2 separate regions of the Homo sapiens genome follow, and region 1 is linked to region 2. Evidence: chromatin contacts called from ENCODE Hi-C or POLR2A ChIA-PET data. All regions are on one chromosome and are shown on one strand. Each heading gives the region's core, a stretch centred on a gene start or an enhancer-like site at or near the end of the contact. The rest is flanking DNA. Distances are from core to core; before and after follow the strand shown.

Region 1 (3,205 bases), core at 238-2,737, 47 kb before region 2:
TGAGGAGTAGAGCCTGTGCCCATCTCTCCTGAGGGAGCCACTCTGGCCAGTGCTTGAAGCCTCATCAGTGTGATGAGCACCTTTTTCAAACTAGATTTGGTCCCAGGACTTATTTTGACACAAGTCTGGCAGCGAAAATTTGTGGAAAAGACTAATGTACCATCCTGTGTTCTCCAGCTAAGAAATCATTCCTCAGCTGCCTGTGCAAAAGGCAAAGGGCCAGTGGTTCTTACCACTTACTGGGAAGCCTACATTAGCACCTGGTGGGTCTTGTCAACTTGGTTCCTACTTTGTCAGGAAGAATCACTGTCAGCTCTGCTCCTGTAGAGAAAGACTGACTCTGTGTGGCTGATTTGATTAATCACTTTAAAATCTTTTGAGGTTTTATGGGAACCCCTCTGCTGTCAATACTGGAGAAAATGGTTTTAAAGAACCACCTTAATAACTTAAACCATAGGGTCTCAAAACCTGCTGTTCATTTGAGTCACTTGAGAAGTCTCTTAAAAATAGGTTCTTGGGCCCCATCCCAGACCTGAATCAGAATCTCTCTGGGTGGGGCCTGAGCACCTGTATTTCTATTTTTAATTTAAAAAAATTTTTAATTAAACTCAAATTTTAAGTTGAAAATAGGTTTAAGGGTTCCTTTTGTTTTGTCTTGTTTTGTTTTTTTGAGACAGGGTTTCACTGTGTAACCAGGCTGGAGTGCAGTGGCTCGATCTCAGCTCACTGCAACCTCCTTCTCTCAGGCTCAAGTGATTCTCCTGCCTCATCCTCCCAAGTAGCTGGGATTACAGGCATGGGCCACCAAACCCAGCTAATTTTTGTGGGTTTTTTTTTAATTGTTGTTGTAGAGACAGAGTTTTACCATGTTGCCCAGGCTGGTCTCGAACTCCTGGCTTCAGACGATCCATCTGCCGCAAAGTGCTGGGATTACAGGCCAATCTGAGCCACCTGTGCCCAGCTAAGCACCTGTATTTTTAAAGCTCCCCAGGCAAATCTGATGATAAGCCAAGTTGGGGAGCCACTCTGATTTAAATCAAGAAAAAATTAGAAATCTCACCACTTGAATACCCATTATTTGTCTTTATAATAATGCTTTTTAAAAAATAATATGAATTCTTGTAAATATAAATCCTTATTCCTCATCAATACCCCTCACAGCACAGTTGTATAGAAAAGTGAAACCACACCACAACCCCTCCTGTCGATGGACTTGATTCAGACTTTATATACTCGAATATATAAAGTATATTCAGACTTCTCATATGTTGAAATCAGACTTTACCTTGACAAGAGAAAAAGAATGTAAAAATAATGGAAAATTTTGTGACTTTTGGTATCTTCTCATGTAATTCTAATTTTTATCCCCTTTAATGGAAAACAACAGCAGATGGGGAGGAAATATTCTACTTCTTCCAACAGCAAACGGCCCTGGTGCTACCTGGTTCAAAACAGGATTTCCCCCTCTGTGGACGGCAGCAGCGACCGGCAGCTTCCTGTGAAGCTCCCCATCCGCTGATAAGATCAGTTCAAGAGGCATGTGTAGGTGACATTTCATTTATCACTATAAAGGGTTTTTTTCTTTTCTTTCTTGTTCATTTTAGATTTCTGTTTCTATGTTTTTTGAAAACGCGATTAGCCATAAACATGATTTGATTTAAAAGTGTGTCTTAGAAAAATGAAACCTATGCTGATCCTAAATGTAGTCCTCAGGCTTTCAAGACAGAAGCAATACTAACCTCCCAGAACAAAAACAGGGAAGGTCTACTGACTCTTTCTGATTGTCTAATCACTTGGCAATGGCTGTGTATATTAAGAGACTACAAAGCTTCCAGAGTATTTCTCTACAACCCAAGTTAGTCTTGCAGGGATGTTTCCAGGAGCTGAAAAAAAAAATAATTATAGGAAGTAATAATTCTGTTTAAATAAGTTGCTGGAAGGCTGATTCAGGTCTCCACAATCAGTTCCAAGCCTCAACATTCAAGTAAATCCCAGTTGCGGCAAAGTGTCTAACCACTGCAGATCAATACACTCACATCAGAACATTAAGAGGAAAAACAAATCATATTTGATCGGCCACCTGGGACATGGGAAACATGAAACTAAGATGCCATGCTGGTCTGAAGGGATTCTGTTTTGCTTTTTATGGCAGCCCACCCATGTGAAAATTGTGGGAAAAAAATTCTTATTATTTCTTCCTCCAAACTAGGAAGAAGAAAGTACATATTTAAGGAAGAAGCACTCGAGTACTAGAAAAAATATTTTTTAACACCTTACAGGTGCCAAAGCATTTCACACACTCAAAATTCTTTCTTCCAGCACTTATGAGCTTACTTTGCCAAGCATCATCTCGGTCTATCAGGACAAAGTCTGTGTTGTTTAGGAACTCGCAGTAGTGGATAGGGCAGCTGCATAATGATAACCATTTGGAGAACCACTAAAGAAATGTTTATGAAGACTTATGGGAATTTCTGGTTAATGATTTTAGGAAGTGGTTGGGACACACAACTACTTCCTTGTAGCCTAAACTCTTTCCCTGCTCTTCTAAAATATTTTGGTTTTGAGGAAAATATAAATTATGTATTTTTCTTACTGGAAAAAAATCAAAGTAATGACTTAAAACTACAACATTTCAATCTTTATTATAAGTAAAAGTATTGAGTCAAAGTATAATTTTTTAAAAGTTAAAAACATGACTCTCATGGGCTCATAAAATGAACACACTTCAAAAGTATTTAACTCATTAATGAGGGGGCCGATACCACGGTAAACTTTGTTCCAAGCACAACTGAAGAACCGGGAATTTACAAGCACTTAAAATTTCTGGGTTATATACAAACCTGACAAATGCCTACAAAGTAATAAAACCATAACTTTTGAGGTGATCCTGTCTACCAGATTGAAACCTACAAATTAACATGTAACTTTATTGTGTCTGGTATCTAACCAAATAGTAAACAGCAAGTTCAAACACCAATATGTTGGCCTAGGGAATTAATCCCTGATTGGGTCATTAAACAATGCCCTGGCATGCCTTTGTCAGGACATGCCTCCACCTATTCCATACCTTATCGCTAAGATTTGTATAGTTTTTCTTAATAATAGTGAAGTGGTTAAGGCCATAGGCATACTGCTTGGGTTCTTAGCTCTGAGTGTACTAGCTGGGGGTATCAGCTATGTTAAAGTCTTAAAAATGTTGCACTGA
Region 2 (3,211 bases), core at 35-2,534:
TCAACAAAGCTATTATTAAACATTTGCAGTGCAGTAAATAGCCTTAATAGCAAGGTTTCAGATAATCTATCTAACCCAATGCAAGACTTCACCATCAGATACTAAATTGAATTGTCTTTAGGACAAATTAGTCCACATCAGTACAGATTCACAATCCCTTATCCAAAACCTTTGGAATCAGATGTGGTGTGGGATGCAGGAACATATGGATTTTAGAAAGTCAATATGGTATACACATTGCATATTACGTACCACCCCTGTAGGGTCTTCTGCGGCAGCACCCTGTAGCAAAATATATGAATATTCACAAAACCAAGACTCTAACTGACTTCCCATCAGGCTCAGGGATTCTGGAACTACAGATAGTTTGTAGACTACCATCTCAATCTTTTGGGTCATTGTTTTTATGAATCTGCCTTAACTTTGATAATTTATGGATATGGATTCTAAAAGTAAACATGAATATTCAAGTAATACAAAAAACATACTTGCTCATATTTGTGGATAACTAACCTATTCAAAGTCCAAAGTATATAAAAAATAAAATAAAATCAACATTATCAAGGTAAGTGAAAGCCAGAAAATAAGTCAGGCGAGTTATTTAATTGATACATATTTATAACACACTTAAATTTACTAGAAACCAGACTTTGAGTCCAATAAGTTCAAGTCTGCATTTTTTACCTCCTATGCAATATGCTGCTTAATAGAGAACTTCTATGAGAAACCATGACTATCAACCTGTTTTTCAGGACAAATAAAATGGATAACTTATTCACCCCAGAAAGAGCTGAATTATAGGGGTGAATCAGAAATCACAGAACAATTTATTTAACCCTTACGGGCCCTTCTGAATGTTTCTGAGATTTGCTTCTTCTCAGAACCAAAGTTACTCAGTCACTGGTATGAGGGTTTCCTTCCAACCCTCTCCCAGGAATTTCAAAGGGCACAGTTGTGTCTGGCTACAGCCTTTCCACCTCTTCATTCACGCTGGGCCTCCTCCTGCCTCCATTTTATACACAATCCCTGAGTTACTCTAGAAAATGAAGCATGGAATCATATAATTGCTTTTTAAGATACACACAAACACACAAATAATAATAAGGTTGTTTCAATCTTGGGCAACAATCTAATATTTTAGAAAGCACTTTCATCTAGGTTCACAGTTTGCTAAATATAAACATTATGATTCAACAGGAAATTGGGTAAGTCAAGCAAAAATTTCAGCATGTTTTTGAAGATTTTGCTGTCTCAGTGGTTATAGTTGTTAACCACAGCTTTGAGTTCTGGACACAAAAACCTGACACAATGTTTGGATTGGCTGATGTTTTTAGCACGTAAATGTAAAATCCTTAGCAACTATGCTGGCTCAGAAATTAGTATATCTAAGATTTTCCTGAGTAAAGAAATTCCCAATGACACAGAAGTCATTTTATTGATAAAAAACTAAATTTTGAAGATAAGAATTTTTAAAATCTACTATTTAGTATTGTAAAATCTCATGGGTACAAAAATATATGAAGAATATAACAGACATCAGTGTACCCCACACTAGTTTGGTCAGATATTAACATTTTGCCATATTTTTATCCTTTCCCTTATTTTAAAGAAATGAAACATTACAGATATGTGGCTCCCTGCATCCATTCCCCTCCTCCTCTCCCTCTAGGGGTTACCACCATCCTAAATCCACTGGTTACTATGACTACACTTGACTTCGCATGCTTACCACATGGCTGTGTATCCATAAACAATATATGTCTTTGCTTTTGCAACTTGTTTCATCTCATATTATGTTTGTACTGAATTTACTCAATATTACAATATTACAAAAGCCCATGAGTTCACTTTTGTGACAACTATATTCTATTGCATGAATACATTTTGTATCATTTCTAGACTGTGGTTTATATTGTTATATATTTTCTCAAACACTTTAAAGGCCCAAAGGACGGTCTTAATAAAGTTAATATAGTTTCATTTAAGTGAGCAATTATCTTTTTTTTTTTTTTTTTTTGAGATGAGTCTCGCTCTGTCGCCCAGGCTGGAGTGCAGCGGCGTGGTCTAGACTCACTGCAAACTCCATCTCCTGGGTTCAAGTGATTCTGCTGCCTCAGCCTCCCAAGTAGTTGGGATTACAGGTGCCCCACTCCCTCCCACCATGCGTAGCTAATTTTTGTATTATTATTATTTTTTTTTGGTAGAGATGGGGTTTCATGATGTTGGCCAGGCTGGTCTTGAACTCCTGACCTCAAGTGATCCGCCTGCCTCAGTCTCCCAAAGTGCTGGGATTACAGGCGTGAGCCACCATGCCCAGCCAAGCAATGCCTTGAACTCAAGCTTTGAACCCAAGAACTATGTTAATGTCAAGTTTTGCAACTTTCCAAATGCTTTTACAAAATGATTTCTATAAAACCATTAAGACTGTCATCTAGGCCGGGCGTGGTGGCTCACCCCTGTAATCCCAGCACTTTGGAAGGCTGAGGCAGGCGGATCACGAGGTCAGGAGATTGAGACCATCCTGGCTAAAACAATGAAAGCTCGTCTCTACTAAAAATACAAAAAATTAGCCAGGCGTGGTGGCGGGCGCCTGTAGTCCCAGCTACTCAGGAGGCTGAGGCAGGAGAATGGCATGAACCTGGGAGGTGGAGCTTGCAGTGAGCCGAGATTGCACCACTGCACTCCAGCCTGGGCGACAGAGCAAGACTCCATCTCAAAAAAAAAAAAAAAAAAAAAAAAGACTGTCATCTATAGATGTTTGAGGCATCAGAGTTGGGTAGTGGTAAGATGGTAACATTGTATGAATATAATAAAAATGTATAAAAATAAATGTTGATTTGTGACCAAATTGGACAAACTTCCTTAAGTTTCCAGTGGCCAACATAGATATCTTCAGTGCAAACATCTTTCCTTCAAGTGGAGATGCTGTAGATGAAGGAGTGTGGGGACCCCTCACCTGCTTTGGTTTGCAGCCTGCTCAGGTCTGAGCTACTGGGGCATGATGAGGCCCTCGCATGTCTCTTCCCCTGGTCCCTAGGAGGAATACATAAAACACTCAGCGCAAACATGAAAACACTTCTAATTTTGTAAATGACAAGAGTCTGCTATATACAGTTTCTTATTTATTATTTTGAGATAGGTCTCACTCTGTCATCCAGGCTAGAGAACAGTGGTGCTGTGATCATAGCTCACTGCAGCCTCAAACTCCTTG

What was found. Hi-C counts contacts between places; a loop is a spot of excess contacts on that map. ChIA-PET counts read pairs that join two places held with the same protein, here RNA polymerase II (POLR2A). Pooled maps may share reads with other maps.
Region 1: a map of heart right ventricle shows a loop between it and region 2 (3-fold over the local background). The contact joins two enhancer-like sites. A Hi-C loop is called at or near these places in 26 of 168 maps with a recorded cell type or tissue (CD4-positive, alpha-beta memory T cell, CD8-positive, alpha-beta T cell, Caco-2 and 9 more) and 21 of 50 pooled maps. POLR2A ChIA-PET finds 5 or more read pairs at or near these places in 8 of 52 experiments (A549, CD4-positive, alpha-beta T cell, Caco-2 and 5 more).

Annotation. Positions count from the first base shown.
Region 1 is chr6:108,941,298-108,944,502 of GRCh38, reverse strand. All of the region lies in intron 12 of ARMC2 (armadillo repeat containing 2), which reads right to left. Among named protein-coding and RNA genes, the nearest start is that of ARMC2-AS1, 19 kb to the right of the region's middle. Within about 2 kb of position 1,487, at least 15 of the 41 ENCODE cell types and tissues checked have a DNase peak (open chromatin) inside an H3K27ac peak, as active enhancers do; they include CD4-positive, alpha-beta T cell, CD8-positive, alpha-beta T cell and heart right ventricle, where a contact is called at or near this core.
Region 2 is chr6:108,894,289-108,897,499 of GRCh38, reverse strand. ARMC2 (armadillo repeat containing 2) reads right to left here. Exons shown (of 18, transcript NM_032131.6): 6 at 2,957-3,033. Among named protein-coding and RNA genes, the nearest start is that of ARMC2-AS1, 28 kb to the left of the region's middle. RefSeq lists an enhancer at 1-514. Within about 2 kb of position 1,284, at least 12 of the 41 ENCODE cell types and tissues checked have a DNase peak (open chromatin) inside an H3K27ac peak, as active enhancers do; they include CD4-positive, alpha-beta T cell, CD8-positive, alpha-beta T cell and heart right ventricle, where a contact is called at or near this core.